2 separate regions of the Mus musculus genome follow, and region 2 is linked to region 1. Evidence: chromatin loops called from intact Hi-C (ENCODE). Cell type or tissue: left cerebral cortex. All regions are shown on one strand. Links, peaks and the distances in the headings refer to the core of each region. The heading gives the core; the rest is flanking DNA.

Region 1 (7,991 bases), core at 1,644-5,643:
ATTCAACCAGAGCGAGCGAGCAGACTGCAGAGGAGCGGACTGCAGCGCTAACAAGAGTGAGGGCTGAAGCTCATGCCATTCCAGTTCCGCACCTGTCATGGCTTAAGTCTGGGCTTGCCGCAGTATTTTATGTTATTGGCTGGTCTGGCTTGAGGCTGTAGAAGCATTTTATAGCCAGTCACTCTGGGGTGGTAGGAGGAGGCATGAGTGTCCCAGGCTGGGCAACAGACTGTTTCTGAGTGTAACTACAGATGGGGGCCTGGCTCCACTGAACGAGTTGCTGCTCAAGGCTTCCTGGGTAACACCTCGTGTTAAAACCTCCAGGCATGTTTGGCAAGTCATTCCACGCGTGAGCGTGAGGGCTTGGACAGTGGTCCTTGCCTTCACTTAGTTAGTTAGCATGGTGGCTTCACTGTGGTGTTTTCATCTGTGCACGCCAGTAGATTTGGCTCACACTTGTCCCTCCTTCTGCCTCTGCCCACCTCCCTGTCCACCCCCCAGCAATTCATAAACATCCCTTTCTGAGTCTGGCTTAGGGAAATGGTATTTTAAGCAAGTGAAGGATTGGCGTATTGCTTGCCTGCCATCCTGGCCCCAGACCCTGGCAGTCTCTAGGTCTCTCAACACTGAGGAGGAAACTGCAGTTCTTTTCACAGGTGCCTCAATTGTTCCCGGTAAGGAAAGGGAAGGGGAAGTGGAGAACACAGCAGCTCTGGGTGCTGGCCACGAGGAAGGCCACGTGAACGTCAGAGCGACAGCGCTTCCTCTTGTGCCTTATCATCCTTGCCTGGTCCCTGCCCTCCCCCTTAGCTCAGTTCCATGTCGTGAGCGGGAGGGAGAGCTGTTGGGTTGCTGAGGACTGTGCCAACTGCACATCACATCAAGTCCTTTTTAAAGCCACTTCCCTTGCAAACTTGTCTGAAAAGGGACTTTTGTAGAACAATGGGCTATCAATTTAGACTTCAGGGTCTGATTCATGTCTTTCTTTTAGTATAAAATCTCCATTATGTGGATCTGTTGCTGTCTCTTTTATTTCTGGGTAGATTTTTAGCATTGTTTTCTATAAGAAAATTAATAAAATAAATCATGAAGTAGGAATGATAAGTCCAAACTCCTGGGCTCGATTCTTGCCTGTGCTTGTTGCCAGTAGGCTCTGTCCCCTGCCTGGGAAGTGCATGCAGTAGTCTTTACTTGGAGAATATGGGAGGCTGAGTCAGTGCTGAGAATGTTGTTAGTCCCAGTGATGCTCAGAGGTGCAGTTCATTAGAATCCCAGCAGCACGGTGTGCCTCCTTGCCCTGCTCCATCGCCTGTCAAAGTACTGAGGGGTACAGGCTTTGCTGGGTCTTTTCTCTACCATAAGCATCACTTTGCAGGTAGGATAATTCCTTTAGCAGAATAGTCAGCTGATCTACAAGAAGCAAACCTTTGTAGTTTGTAGTTGGTGCCTGTCAAAATCATGCTGTCTGTAAGTTTAGGTCACATTTCTGGTCTGCTCTGCACACTCCTGACTGGCTGCTCATATGTGACATCTTACACTCTTTAACTGGTGGATTTTCATGTGACATTCCTTATCCTGACTACTGTTGCTTTCCCAGGGAAAGCACAAATTTGCCTTATGGGTATAAGATCCAGAAGGGTGGGGTGCTGGTAATTCTTGGAGCTAGCTTCTTAACCAGCGGATATGAACACTTGGAAATGACCTGAGGAACTCTGACCCTTCGTTTGCTTTGATGAGATATGCGGATGTCAACTTTTCTCTGCTTGCTCTCATTGTGCTACAAATAACCTGTGGTGGTGCATTGTAGGATGTCCTTGTGTGGGGACCATTTTAGCCTTTGGGAAGTAAGTAGCCAGATCACAGATAAGGGGTTTCCAGGTGTTTATTATCTCCTCCTAACTCTTGCTTTCGAGACAAGGTCTCACTTAGTAGCCCTAAATGGCCCTGAACTTACTATGTATCATAGTCTGGCCTCAAACTGAGTCACAGGCTTGCGCCACCACTCCTAGCCCCTCGCTTCTTTCTTTTTATTTATTATTTTAAAAATATTTTATTTTTGAAAACTCCATGCATTTATATAATGTTTTGATTGCGTCTCCACCTCCTCCCAATACCCCATCCCCTCCTACACTCTCCTTTGCAGCTTCTTGTCTTCCCTGTTGTTGTTGTTGTTGTTAATAACTAGTTACATTAGTGCTCTTCATATGCACATGAGTGACTGTGTGGACATCCAGTGTAATATGAGCAACCGATCAGCATCTGCATAGAAAGTTTGACTCTTTTTCGCTTAGAAGACTTCAGTTGCCATTACTTCCTCTGAAAGAAGTGGGGCCTTCCTTAGGCCCTCGCTCAGCCACATAGGCATTTGTTGACTGGCTTGATCTTGTGCTGGTTACCGGCACAATAGCAACCACGAACGCCGTGAGTCGATGAATGCAACAGCTACGGCACGTCCAGAAGTGAGCATTTCACATCTCTCCTCTCCATCCCGTTTGTTGTGTTCTTTCCGTCTTGTTTTGCAAAGTTCCCTGAGCTCTGGCTGGTGGGAAGTTGCAATGGATGATGCTTGCATAGCTGAGCACGGTTCATTCATTATACCTCGGAGCAGTTATGAGTCTGGGCTAACTGTGCACTTGGAAAGGAAGCTTCCCTGTCCAAGGTGGAGAGAAGCGCAGGTCTGTGCACAAAACCATCAATCTTCAGAAAGCAGTTTGACAGCAAAGCAACAGCTAGAGGATCCCCAAGCCAGAAGCTTTTGACCAACTTCCTAGTACCAGACATGAAATACTTCCCGTGGATTAGGGTTGCTCGCTAACAGTCACACCACTATTGCACCAGTGGCCATGCATTGCCAGCAGGTCAATATTGTAGCATGCAGTGTCCAGCACTGGGTCAGGCCATTGATGTCTTCTCTCTTTAGCAGCCTACACAGCACCTTCTGGCAACAGTGTAAGCTAGTTTCCTGGTCAGTTTGAGTTGATTTCTCGATATCCTGCATCTAAAGCCAATAGTATCTTTATCAATTTGGACTTACGTCAGGTTAGTGGACAACCAAGAGCAGTGGCAGTGGCCTGTCCTGGTTTTAGAGCCTCTGAGGCCTTTATGACCAACAACTCACAGGGACGTCTGCGTTAGATTGCAGTGGCAAGTGTGGGGGCGTGTTTTCTTGATTAATGATTGATGTGGGAGGGCCCAGCCTATTGTGGGTGGTGCCAGGTGGTCCTGAGGAAGCAGGCTGAGGAAGCCATGAGGAAGAAGCCGGTAAATATCATTCTTCCATGGCTTCTGCTTCTGGTCCTGCCTGAGGTTCCTGCCTTGACTTCCCTCAGTGATGGAGTGTGAAGAGTTGTAAGATAATATCAATCCTTTCTTCCCAAGTTGCTTTTAGTCATGGTGCATTATCAGCAATAGAAACCCAACCTAAGACACTAAGTGCCATTTAAAAATAAAATATAGGCTAGAGAGATAATTTGGTCAATAGGACGCTTGCCTTGAAAGCATTGAAGACCTTAGTTAGGTCTCTAGAGTTGTGTCAGATGGCAGGTATGGTGGCACACATCAGTCATCCAGTGCCGGTAGATCATTGAGGGTCACTGGCCAGACATTCAATCCTAATCCGGGATTCCAGACCGTGAGAGACCCTGTCTCAAACAACATGCCTGTGAAGCCTACCCAGGGTAGCTGTAGCAGAGAGGCTACACCGGGGCCCATTAGGATACACACAACAGTCACTCTGTTCAAAGCTTGCTGGGTCTTAGTTAGTGCTGTTCTTTGCTGCCATGAGTATTAATAATGGGTGTTTTTTTTTACTTTCAAAGCTCTTCCCTTAAGTTCTTCTAGAATATGAGAAACAAAGGAAATATCAACTATTGTTTACCCTGTGTTTTGTGATGGACATCCACGTTTACATGGAAGGAAAAGTTGTGGCCTCCACCCAGAGTTTCTTGCTGTTATGGGGCTGTCTGATTTTACTTTTTTTTTTTTTTTTTTTCCCTTTAGGCTGCATGATAGAGGCAGTGAATCTCAAATCCAGCAACCGAAACCCAGTGGTACATGAATTTGAAAGTAAGTACAGGAAACATGGAGAGGGATGGGGCCCCCTAGTGGACACTAGGTAGCTCTGCAGCCAACCCAGCACCTGTTCTATTGTGTTTATTGTATTGATATATTTATATATTTGTTTGTTTGAGATAGGATCTCACTGTGTAGCTCTGGCTGACATGGAATTCACTATAGAGACAAGGCTGGCCTGGAACTCACAGAGGTCTGTCTGTCTGTCTCTGCCTTCCAAGTGCTGGGATTAAAAGTGTGCACCACCACACCCTGTCTATTATCATCTAAAAAATATTTATTTGTGACTGTGAGCCTATGTACACAGGAGGATACTGCAGAGGTCAGAAGAGGGCCCCAGGTCTCTAGGAGATGGAGTATAGATAGTTGTGTGCTGGAAATTGAACTGCTAGCTGCAAGAGCAGTCAGTGCTCTTAGCCACTGAGCCGGCCCTCCAGCCCCTACTTCCCTGTATGGACTAGCCAAGAATGTTCAGGATGGCTGTTGTGTTGGGTAGACTAGCAACACACTCTGCAGGTTACATTGGCTGTCATCTGTTTCCTGCCTATCCTTGTATCTATACAACAAAGAAAGCTCATATAATAGATGCAGGTGTCTAAGGGAAGGTGTGCTCTCTGTAGTGAAATCCTTACTAATGTTTTCATTGGTTTTTCTGGCAGAAACTCATCTTGGAAAGTTTAAGCTTATAAGTTTAAGCTTATCTTTCTCTCATTGCTCTCCAGGTGTGGAATTGTCTTGCATCATTACGGACTCACAGACAAGTGACCCTAGGATTGAATGGAAGAAAATCCAAGATGGCCAAACCACATATGTGTATTTTGACAACAAGATTCAAGGTATGAGCCCACTGTCCTCTGCACTATTCCTATTTTGTCTGCAGGTTGTGGAATTTATTTACAGTAACATTTCCCCAGACTGCTAGCCTGTTCCTGTGGCTAGGACTGCTCTGACTTTCTGAGTTTATTGTTGGAGAAAATTTCAATTTTAGTATTGATATTTTGAGCCTGCCTGTACCTCTACAATGCAACTTCAACAAATCCCAGCTCCTTAGTAAGGACTTGGATCTCTGTACATATTGCTTGAGAAATCACAGCAAACCATTTCTTTAGCCATGTTGTTCTGGCCTACGACAGACATACTGTGAGGGGTGCCCAAAGGGATTATCACAGCAGTATCACACAGGATTGAGCTCCACTGTGTCCAGGGTCAGGCCTGGGGCCTCCCTACTCTGACCTGAAGCAGGACAGTATCTGGGGGCAGTAGTAACATAAGCTACCATAGGATGGCGAGGAGGACGAGGAGGGGACTGAGAGCCAGGCGTCAGGACGTAGGCTGCAGAGTGCTCAGGCAGTCTACAAGATAGCAAGCGCTGCATGGTGAGAGATGTAATGGCAGGAAAGAATGCTACATATGGACACATATGTGAGAGCTCAGCTTCTGAGAAGAGCTGTCACCAGAACCTGGCTGAGAGGGCGATGAGGAAGACGGGAAGTGCACGGGGTGTCTGGACAGCAGACACTACCCATCAGAGGTGCTAGGAGAAGCAACAGAGACTGGAGGTGATCACAGCTCCGAGCAGGGCCAGATCACATTGCCTTTGCAGAGTCTGGTGGGAGGGGTTGCTCACAATGGCTGAGCTGAGGTAGCGCCACTGGAAATGCAAGGGGAGAATTGCAAGGAGGACCAGCTGTGCTGAGGGATGGCAGGCGGAGTCGGATGTTACTTTCCATCTGGCAGCAAGGGAAGGCGAAAGAGGAGGTCCTGTGCAGGTACGTTCAGTTTTAGTGAAGTCGTGGGTATTGTGATCTGAGTTCTACAGGTTCCAGGAGTTGTTGCTCTTAAAAATAGTTTGTTGGCTTCAGCTGTAGCTCGGTGGTACAGTGCTTACCTAGCTAGCATTCATGAAACTCTGAATTCAGTTCCTAGGATTGAGGGGGTAAAACAAGGTCAAACCCCAACAACTTGCAAGGGCTGTATGTGTAGCTCAGTGGTAGCACCCTCTAGAGCTCCCAGCTGCAGGGAATCTGACACCCCCTGGCCTTCACAGGCCATGAACGCATGCGTGTGCTGTGTAGATAAAACGCTCCATACCAAGACTATAAATAAGGAAGTCTTTTAAAAAAGACTCACTTATTAAAACTATAAAAACCTAATGATTTTTTGGAGGGGAGGCTGAGGCTAGAGGGATGATGGAGTTAAGAGTGTCCTCTTGCAGAGGACTGAGCTCAGTTCCTCGTACCCACTCTAGCAGCCTGTAACTCCAGCTCCTCCATAGGCTGCAGGAGCTGGGCTCACACCCGCACTCAACTCATATAATAACAAACAGTAAAAATACATCTTTAAGAAAACTCTCATTTCCCTAGTGCTGGGGGTGGGTTTGGATGGGGTGGGCAGAGTGATAGACCACTGATCTGGTACGTATGAGGCCCTGAATTATCACTCACATCACTAACAATTACAACTTTCTCTTTGTAGACATCAGAGGTATTACTCTTAGCCATAGGAATGGTTACCATAAAGGACATGAACCAGAGAAGCAGGAGGGTGGAGGCGGGACTGGTACTGTGCCCAAGACATCTCCTGTTACTCCTCTTGTTACCCCTGTCACACTTGTTACTCCTGTCCCTCTTGAAGTGTAAAAGTTGGCTTTTATACTCACATAGAAATGGACCACCCTGTCAATCACAGAACGTTCCCGTAGCCCATGCCATGCAGAGTCAGGGCCCTCCCCTCCCCTCTTAGCAGCCCTTACCTACACACCTCTTAGGCTTTGCGTTTTCGGGAGACGTCATGTAAGGCTTCTTTCACTTAGCACAGGGCTTAGTTGTTCCCTTCTGTGGCGGGGTCCCTGGTCACTGTGTGGGCGCCATGCTGCTTTGAGCACGCATCAGGTGATGTTCAGATGCTGAGTTTACACTGGCTGTCATCAGTATTCTGCACTCATCTCTGTGTGAAGACCAAGTACACAACTACTGGGCCACATGGTGGCTACATGGTGAGTTTTTGAGACGGCTTTCCAAAGGAGCGTCACCATATATATATATTTATATATATATATATTTTTTTTTAAATTTTGTGTCTTTTGCCTGCATATGTCTGTGCACTGTATCTGCATGCTGAGTGTGCAGAGGTCAGAAGAGGGCATTGGCTCCCATGGAATTGGAGTTATGTATGGTTGTGAACCCACATAGGTTGCTGGGAACCAAACCTGGATCCTCTAAAAGCAGTAATTGACTTAATCACTGAGCAAGCCATGTGCCCAGCCCTGGCTTCTCCATTTACACTCACGCTTCGGTGCTTCCACCATAGTCACACACACACTTGTGATCATTTGACCTTTATTTTAATAGTCTTAGAGGGTATAAGGTATCCAAGTGGAGTTTCATCTCTCCATGTGCAAAGTGGGCAGTGTCTTGGGAGAAACCTGATCAACTGTTAGGTGCATTTCCACTGAGTTGTAGAGTCATACATTGCAGAGGCAAGTCCTTTTTCTGACGTGGCTTGCAGAGTCGTCCGTACCCCTGGTACAGACGGTGTAGATTGCTTTCTCGGCTGCTTACTTCCTTTAAAGCAGAGCCGCTGTTGACTTGATGGAATGTAGTATAACCCCCAGTTTTTGTGCTTGTGTCTTTGTTGTCGTATCTAAGGAACCATCACCGAAGCCACGGTCATGAAGATTATGCCTTCTGAGATGGCTCAGTGGATAGGGCACTGGCTGCTCTTGCAGAGGACCTGGGTTTGATTCCACAGACATCAGGCATATATCTGCTGTACAGACATACATGCAGGCAAAACACTCATCCATATAAAGGAAACAAATCTAAAAACTTTTGCTAATATTGCCCAGGCTGGCCTCCAGTTAACTGTGTTGCCTAGGCTAACCTCAAACTCCATTCCTATAAACTTATAGTGTTGCAAAT
Region 2 (7,991 bases), core at 1,508-5,507, 49 kb before region 1:
ACCTCTTCTTTGCTTTTCCTTCCCTCTGACGTCTGAAGGCCGAGAGTGTTTTATTTATCAAAGCTCGGGTAGAATATTAAAGCCATTTTGACCCATTTATTTTTTTCATGCTTATCAGAAGCAGGGTAGTGAGAAAGAGAAGAACATTGAATAGTAAACCTGTATTGAGCTCCGTCTGTGGTTCAGCTGTTTCATCTCTGGCAATCAGTTCACTGGGATGAGTAGTAGCATCCCTGTTTTATAGGTAAGAAATCCTGGTCTTAGATAAGCATAAATAAGCAGACACATTTGCTCTGTTCAGAGGCAAGTCAAGCAGGAAACCCACTCTTTGCCTCTTGATTTGCGTCTGTACTAAACAGTATTGTAAAACTCTTAAGTTCAGCTTATGCAGATTTAATTTTTTTAGGTTTTTTTTTTTTTTTGACAGGGTTTCTCTGTATAGTTCTTTAGTTCTTTTAAGAAATGCATCTCTCAGCTGGGCGGTGGTGGCACACTCCTTTAATCTCAGCAGTCAGGAGGCAGAGGTAGGCAGATCTCTTGATTTTGAGGCCAGCCTGGTCTATAGAATCAGTTTCAGGACACCCAGGGCTGCACAGAGAAACTCTGTCTGGAAAAACCAAAAAGAAAGCATCTCTTTCTAATATGCCCCACAGTAGAATAAAACACAGTCAGATGAATTGTGGTGTGGTTAAAGGCACAGACTCCCAGCTCTACTTACCAAATGCTTCCAGAACATTGCTTCTGACCTCATTGAGCTTATTCATGCTGAGCAGAGTTCGATTTCTGCAGGACGAACAGACCACATCACAGACAAATGTGTTACCCTGCCTTGCAGCATCTCCACTTGCATTTCCATTCCAAGAACACACTTTAGACACTACTAATGACATGGGGAACTCTGCTATGGAGGGAAGTCAGAACTTTACAGTGAAGCACCTGCCACCCTCTCTCCCAGGAACCTCTGCCCTTTACAGAATATTCATGAAGCCTTTTCTTGTAATCTCTGCCTGAATTTCAAAAGAGACTCTAAAACAGAAGGGCATTTAACAGAAAGAACCATTTTCATAATGCAAACACAGGAATTTAGCAGAAGAAAGGAAGCTTTGGCTTCTAAATAAAGGTGCTCTGTCTACAGTCAGATGCCATCTCATGGTCCCCAAGGAATCAGATCAGTTTCTTCAGTGAGGTAAATACGACTGAGCACATAGCCAGAGGAAAAAGAGAGCAGAAAAAGAATCAAAACAAATAACCCCCCAAAAATTAGGCTTACGGGAAACTTGCAGGAAACTCCACTTTGACTTGTGTTTAATGCAGAGAGAGGGGCCAGCATGAGAAATACCATTTGCACACATTTCCCTATGACTTACACACATGATGACCAGAAACAGAAGGTCAGTAGAAGACAAGTAGCATCATAACAGGTTATTTTAAATTTTTATCCTGACATTTGGAATTAGTTTTTTTTTTCCTTCTGGGTTTGTGGTGAAGCAATCAATTCACATTTATAAAGGTTTGAACATTTATAAAATGCAGACTGAAGGTCATGTGGAAATGAAAATTCAAGCATGCTTAGCCGTGACCTTTCTCTTTCAAATTTCTTGAAATATTATTTTGTTACCCATTGAATAATAATATCGGCTGTTGGGAACTCTGGCACACTTTCTCACAGGCTCAGAATTCTGTTTTAATGGTGTTGTTTCTGGAATCTTAGGGATGCTCTTTCTAATGTTAAACACGGTACAGCTAACCTTTCTCAAGAGTTTTCCATTGTTTTAAATAACTTCAGATTGCCTGATTTCCTTAGGTCTAATGTCCAGTTCTTTGTTGTTGTTTTGAGATAGTTTATTTATGTAGCCCTGTCTGTCTTAGATCTCATTCTATAGACTAGGCTGGCCTCAAACTCACAGAGATCCACCTGCCTCCACCTCCTGAGTGCAGAGATTAAAGGGACGCGCCACCACAGCTCAGCTTCAGCTCATTTTTGCCCTTCTCATCACCTGCTTATAAGATCTTGCTGTGGCCCGGCATGGTGGCGCACGCCTTTAATCCCAGCACTCGGGAGGCAGAGGCAGGCGGATTTCTGAGTTCGAGGCCAGTCTAGTCTACAAAGTGAGTTCCAGGACAGCCAGGGCTACACAGAGAAACCCTGTCTTGAAAAACCAAAAAAAAAAAAAAAAAAAAAAAAAAAAGATCTTGTTGTGTTTTCCTACCCTACCCTTCCTATTTCCTACTATTCAGAATTCAGAGCAAGGCTAGTAAAATGGCTTAGTGGGTACCACTCCTCGATCCTAAAGCCTGGAAACCTGAATTTGATCCCTGGAATCCCTGTAAAGGTGGATGAAAGTCAATTTCATGAACTCTGACCTCCACATCATCAACTCTGACCTCCATATGCTCATTGTGGCATATACCTCCTGTCATGTACTCCTGTACTCATACAAAGGTGATGATGGTGATGGTGATGATGATAAAATAACGAACCCTTTTTAAAATGAAAAAGAAGGCTGGGGAGATGGCTCAGCAGTTAAGAACACTTGCTGCTATTCCAGAGGACCCAAGTTCAGTTCTCAGCACCCACACCAGGCATACTATTTGTTAACTCTGCGCCTCTGGCCTCTCAGGGAACCCACACTTATTTTCACACATCTCACATGCAGATATACACACATACATATTGTTAAATTTATAAAAAATTTAAAGAATCCAGACATGGTAGTGCTTGCCTTTAATACTAACTCTTGGAAGCAGACAAAATTGGGCTTATGTGAGTTTGAGGCTAGCCTGGTCTATTTAGCCTTCAAGTTCCAGGGTGGCCAGGTCTATATAAGTAAAACTGTCAAAAAAAAAAAAAAAGTAAAAAATTCAATGGCAAGAATTACCCCTGTATTGTGTAGGATAAACTGTTGGGGATACCAGTATCCTTTAGCTCTACCATAGAAATGAATTATCCTTCTACATCAACTTATTGCATTTATGTACTTGGCGTATCTTGCTAATATTTATGCAGATTTCAGCATTTTCTCCTTTCATTACTTTTGGAATCAGGACCTCTATAGGTGTGAAAATACTGTTTCAAAAATTGTCATGATTTTATTTGTAAAATAACACACATTTCCTTAAAAATGATTTATTTTATTTCATGTGTATGAGTGTTGTGCTTGCATGTTTAGTGCCACACACCACAAGCATGTTTAGTGCCGTCAGAGGTCAGAAGAGGGCGTCAGATCGCCTGGAACTGGAGTTACAGGTGGTTGTGAACCACAATATGGGTGCTGGGAATGGAATCTGGGTCCTTGTAAGAGCAACAGGTGCTCTTCACTGCTGAGCCATCTCTCCAGCCCCATCATTCCCTAAATCTTAATGGAGTAATCCTTCTTAGATCTGTAGCGATAATCTACAGTTTCATAAATCTACCCCGCCTCCCTCCCAGACACGCTTTTTAATTCTCTTCCCGCTAAGTTCATCGACAGAGGTAGCACCTGGAAGCACTGAGCATCTTTGCATCCATAGCAACCAGACTTGAGCTTTCTCGGTCACTATGGTGCCGGCTCGGCCGAGGCCGCGTGGTCGCTATGGAAACTGGAGGCGGGTCGCAGGGTCCAAGCAGGCTGGGCGCATGCGCACGAGGCCGGTTCTCCGCTCCGAGCCTGAGCCCCTCACATTCCCCTCGACATGGCGCTGAGCCGGCGGCTGCGACTTCGACTGTACGCGCGGCTGCCTGACTTCTTCCTGCTGCTGCTCTTCAGGGGTGAGTTGACGCTTCAGTGCCGCTAGGAAGTGTGTGGTCTGTGCCGATGGGGACAGAGCGGCCCGGGCCGCGGTGGAATAGCGGTTTCGGCTCCCACGACTCCAGGTCCGGCCGAGAAGCTGAGGGGTGGCCTCTGCGGGAGCGTGGCGGGCGAGGCTCCGTGAGCGGTCGGGTCGGGTCCGGTCTCGGGCAGACCCGCGTGGATGCGGCTGGTCCCGTACAGGGACACGGCCCTCTAGAAGGACCGTGGCAGATGCCTCACGGGCTCTAAAACTTGCTGGAGGAAACACCCCATCAGCAAGCAGTGTGGTACCCAGAAGTCGTGGAGGACAAGCGGCTTGGGAAGCTCCAGAGGCCTGTCCTCCCAGGAGCTGCTAGGGTCAACAAAGAAGCTGAACTGGGCAAGGCCAGCCAGCCTTGTGCGGAGATGGGGACTGCACAGGGATGAGCATCTTTGTTGCAGCGTGGTGGAGGAGACCCTGACTCCCAAATAGCATCTGGATCATTTGATCCCGACACACTGCTAAACTTGAAAGTTTTGCTCATTTCTTTCCAGTGGAATTCCTGGGAGACAGTATCTCCCTGGTCGGTTGGGCGAAAAGCACTGTAAAGTTTACTTTGCAGTTACTTTCCATAAATACCACAGGGCACTTCGAAGCTATTATCTCAGTCCTTAAAACAGCTCAGTGAAGTGGGTTTGTGAACCCATTTTTAGAGGCGAATATTAGTCTTCTTTAAAAAAATTTTTTTCATTAAGAACTGACGGCCAAACAAGTAGTGGCAAACTTAAGGTTTCATAAGGCACCACTCCTTCTTCAGAAGGTAACCCAACCCGGACCACTCCTCAACCCTTGGTTTGTTCCTTGGCTTTGCTGACGCCTACGATGTTCTCCAGAGTATACAAATTAATACACCAAAGCACTGTTGGGAGTGGGGGGTGGTCAGGCAAGAAGACAAAGCGCTTTTGTGTTTGACGCTTATTCTAGTGGGGTGCTCAGGGTGGTGGTAGAAAACAGGGGCTCTGGTGCAGAAGTGTTGGAAACAGGCTTCTGTAGCAAGGATGAGGCTTAGCATACATTTTTTTTTTTACCATATATTTTGCTTGATTTTAAATTTTAAAGCCAAATGCAGTTGGGAGATAGAGCTGACCCGAGGCTAGCCAGGGGACAGGAGTGTCAGCAATGTCCAACTCCCACTGTGCTGGTGCCACTGGCACGTACTATTCACAGACTAGAACAACTCCCTATTGTTGGAGAGATTCCCTCACATGAAATTCTGCAGTTTTTATTGGAGAAAATATTTTGCAGTTGACTTGAGGGATGAATTTCTTCATGATGATTTGTTAGTAGAAGTAGAGACGGCTAAGGGCTCCATAGACTCTTGTCTCAGATGCTGCCCCTCAGGCGGGGTTTAAGTTGGTGGGTTTCTTGGTATTGAGGGATGGGATTTACTTCCATTCCATAGGAATTACAGTAGATATTTGTAATCTAGGATTGAAGGCAAGATGAGGTGCCAGCTGTAGCTAGCTTGCTTGCTTTCTTTCTTTCTTTCTTTTTTTTTTTTTTCCCCGAGACAGGGTTTTTCTGTGTAGTCCTGGCTGTCCTGGAACTCACTCTGTAGACCAGGCTGGCCTTGAACTCAGAGATCTGCCTGCTTCTGCCTCCCAAGTGCTGGGATTAAAGGCGTGCGCTAGCACTGCCCGGCTGTAGCTTTCTTGTTAAAGGAAGGAATTTCCTATTATATAGTTTTTACCTTACGTCTACCTTAAAGCTGGAGAGGTACTCAGTGAATACAAAGGAGTACTGTGGCAGAGGACCCAAGTTCTGTTCACAGCACCAACTTGATGGCTCAACCAGCACACAGCTTGAGCCTCGGGGTATCTGACACACTTCTCTGAGCTCTGTGGGCGCTCAAATTCATACATGCATGTGGGCCCTTCACACAGAAGTAAATGTAAAATTAGCCTTTAAAGACGTGTCATCTTCATAGGGGACAGCTGTGCCTTCTTAATTTTTAGGATTACACTTTTCACTTGGTATCTCTGTGTACCATTTTCATTTAAAAATGCTAGCTCCTGCCTTCCTGCCTGCTGTGACTCATGTTTGTAACCCCAGTGCTCTGCAGGCTGAGGCAGGAGGATCACTGAGCTCCAAGGCATTCCGGGATCCACAGTGAGTTCCAGGTTACCCTGGGGTAGCATGAGACAGCAAAAACTTACAAATTCTAATTTGTATGTGGTGACACATGCCTATAATCCCAGGCCTTGAGGGGCAGAGAGAGGCAGGGGGATCACTGCCAGTTCTTCAAGTCCAGCCTAGGCTACATGGCAAATTCAAGGCATGCCAGGGCTACCCAGAGACCATATTCCAAAAATTAAAAAAGATAATTCCTAACATAGTAAACATTCCATGTGATTGCCCTTCCTGGGCTGTATTATGAGACCTTAGTGTGAATTATTTCATTTAATTTTGATAACTTAAGACTGTGTTATTATTTTTCCTGACTTGTGTATGAAGAAACCAGCATGCAGAGGTCAGGCTCTGGAGGCGGTACCTCAGGCACGGAAAACCTGGAAGTCTCTAGTCTGTGGCAGCTCAGTCTTTGGCTACTTGTTTATTGTGTCTGACAGTGGACATTCTTATTATGGATCAGTTTAGTAAAATGATCACACATTCAAAGACATACTGTTTGTATGTGTATAATATTCCTTTGTGAGGTGGATGGCTGGTCCGATTCAGCCTTACAGATGTTAGGCCGCGTCCCCTTTTTGAGTGATTATGTAGCAAGTCAGTAACTTTCCAGAACTTTCGGTGTACCAGAGAACAGACTTTATTTAGAACCAGAACAACAGTTTGCAGTCTTGAAGACAGTTTCTTCTGTTTACTTAGACTCCTGAGACATGTTTTATAATGTCCTACATTGATTGATTGCTTGATTGAACTCAGGGCCTTGAACATATAGCTCCTGCCTTTTTATGGCATTTTATTTCCTTTTGATCACTTGATTGTCACAGTCATTTTCAGGGTTGTATGTGCCCTTTAAGAAAAACAGAGGACAGCTGATCCCAAAACATGAAATACTTGGAAGGAACCACTGCTCATCTTCAAATGACTTGTTTATGGTCAGGCTACAGGCTGAGGAGACTGAGTGGATAGTTGGTAGGGATCTTAGTCATTAAATAATTGCAGTGTTAAACTCAGTAGTCACAGAGCTCCATCTCCTAAAGTTTAGTGGAAGGTGCTCTCCAGGCAGCCCCCAAGGGATAGCCCTAAGTCCATTTTCTGAAAGGCAGCGGATGCACAAGCATGCTTTCTGATTGTACGTTGTAATAGAAGACTCCACGGACATACTGCACCCACCTTGCAGCTGTTAGGGATGCGGTATTAACAAATTCCTTCTTCGTAAATCCTTTGAATTCTTCTAAAGCACAAGTGGGGTAAAAGAGAAGAAAATATGTGTGAGAGTGGGTTAGAGCACGCAGTTGGCTGATCCTGGTGATGGGAAGCAGATTCTATAGCCTCTCTCAAGGTGTTTCCAATCAGGTCTGTGTGCGTGTGTGTGTGTGATGGCATTTGGGCTGAGTGCACATTTTAAATCTTTGCACATGCCTCTGAAGTCTAGCACTGTATACATATATCTGCACTGGCATATGAAGAGATCTGGAAACTAAGTTGAGTAAGCAGATTCTTTTACACTCAGGCTAGCAAGGACACTGTCCACTGAATGGCAGCCTAAAGCATTAGCTTACTGCCTCTTTGCTGCTTGCCATGATGCACAGAAATCTACCTGTTTCCGATGTCCCAGGAGGCAGAGGTTTTTCCGGTTGCTGTGTTTTGGTTTTCTTGCTTCTCTATGATATTGATTATGTGCCCTGTATTGCCTCTCACCGCCCCCACCACCACTGTGCGTAGCAGGATTTGCGATGCTGCTTTGCTTTTCAATCTATAAGGAAGATTCTTCGCTTAGGTCTTTTTGCTTTTTCTTTTAAAAGTTTATTTTTCAAATAAATGTTTTATTTTATGATGTCTTAATTAACGTTTTGGTTGCTGTGCCCAAACACCATGACCAAGGCAACGTATAAAAGAAAACACTTAACCTGGGGCTCACAGTTCTGGAGGGTTAAAGTCCGTAACCATCATGGTGGGGCGCATGGCAGCAGGCAGGTGTGCCTGGCACTGGAGCAGTAACTGAGAGCTTATATCTTAATCTGTAAGAAGGAGGGAGGAAGAAAAGAGAAGGAAAG

What was found. A loop is a pair of places that touch in the nucleus more often than their neighbours do. Peaks named below come from ENCODE experiments on the same cell type or tissue, not always from the same donor. Only the 100,000 strongest peaks of a DNase experiment are listed, where the experiment ranks them.
Region 2: a loop joins it to region 1, with 2.6 times the contacts of the local background. A loop is called at or near these places in 6 of 42 quality-filtered maps.

Annotation. Positions count from the first base shown.
Region 1 is chr9:27,102,423-27,110,413 of GRCm38, reverse strand. It overlaps Jam3 (junction adhesion molecule 3), which reads left to right. Exons shown (of 9, transcript NM_023277.4): 2 at 4,000-4,065; 3 at 4,794-4,907. Among named protein-coding and RNA genes, the nearest start is that of Jam3, 49 kb to the left of the region's middle. In left cerebral cortex, for the core only: a CTCF peak has its summit at 4,111 (motif pointing left); a DNase peak (open chromatin) is centred at 4,091; H3K27ac peaks cover 924 bases.
Region 2 is chr9:27,151,048-27,159,038 of GRCm38, reverse strand. It overlaps Jam3 (junction adhesion molecule 3), which reads left to right and starts at 3,618. Exons shown (of 9, transcript NM_023277.4): 1 at 3,618-3,748. The coding sequence starts at 3,673. In left cerebral cortex, for the core only: a CTCF peak has its summit at 3,756; DNase peaks (open chromatin) are centred at 3,588 and 4,748; H3K4me3 peaks cover 2,168 bases; H3K27ac peaks cover 1,882 bases.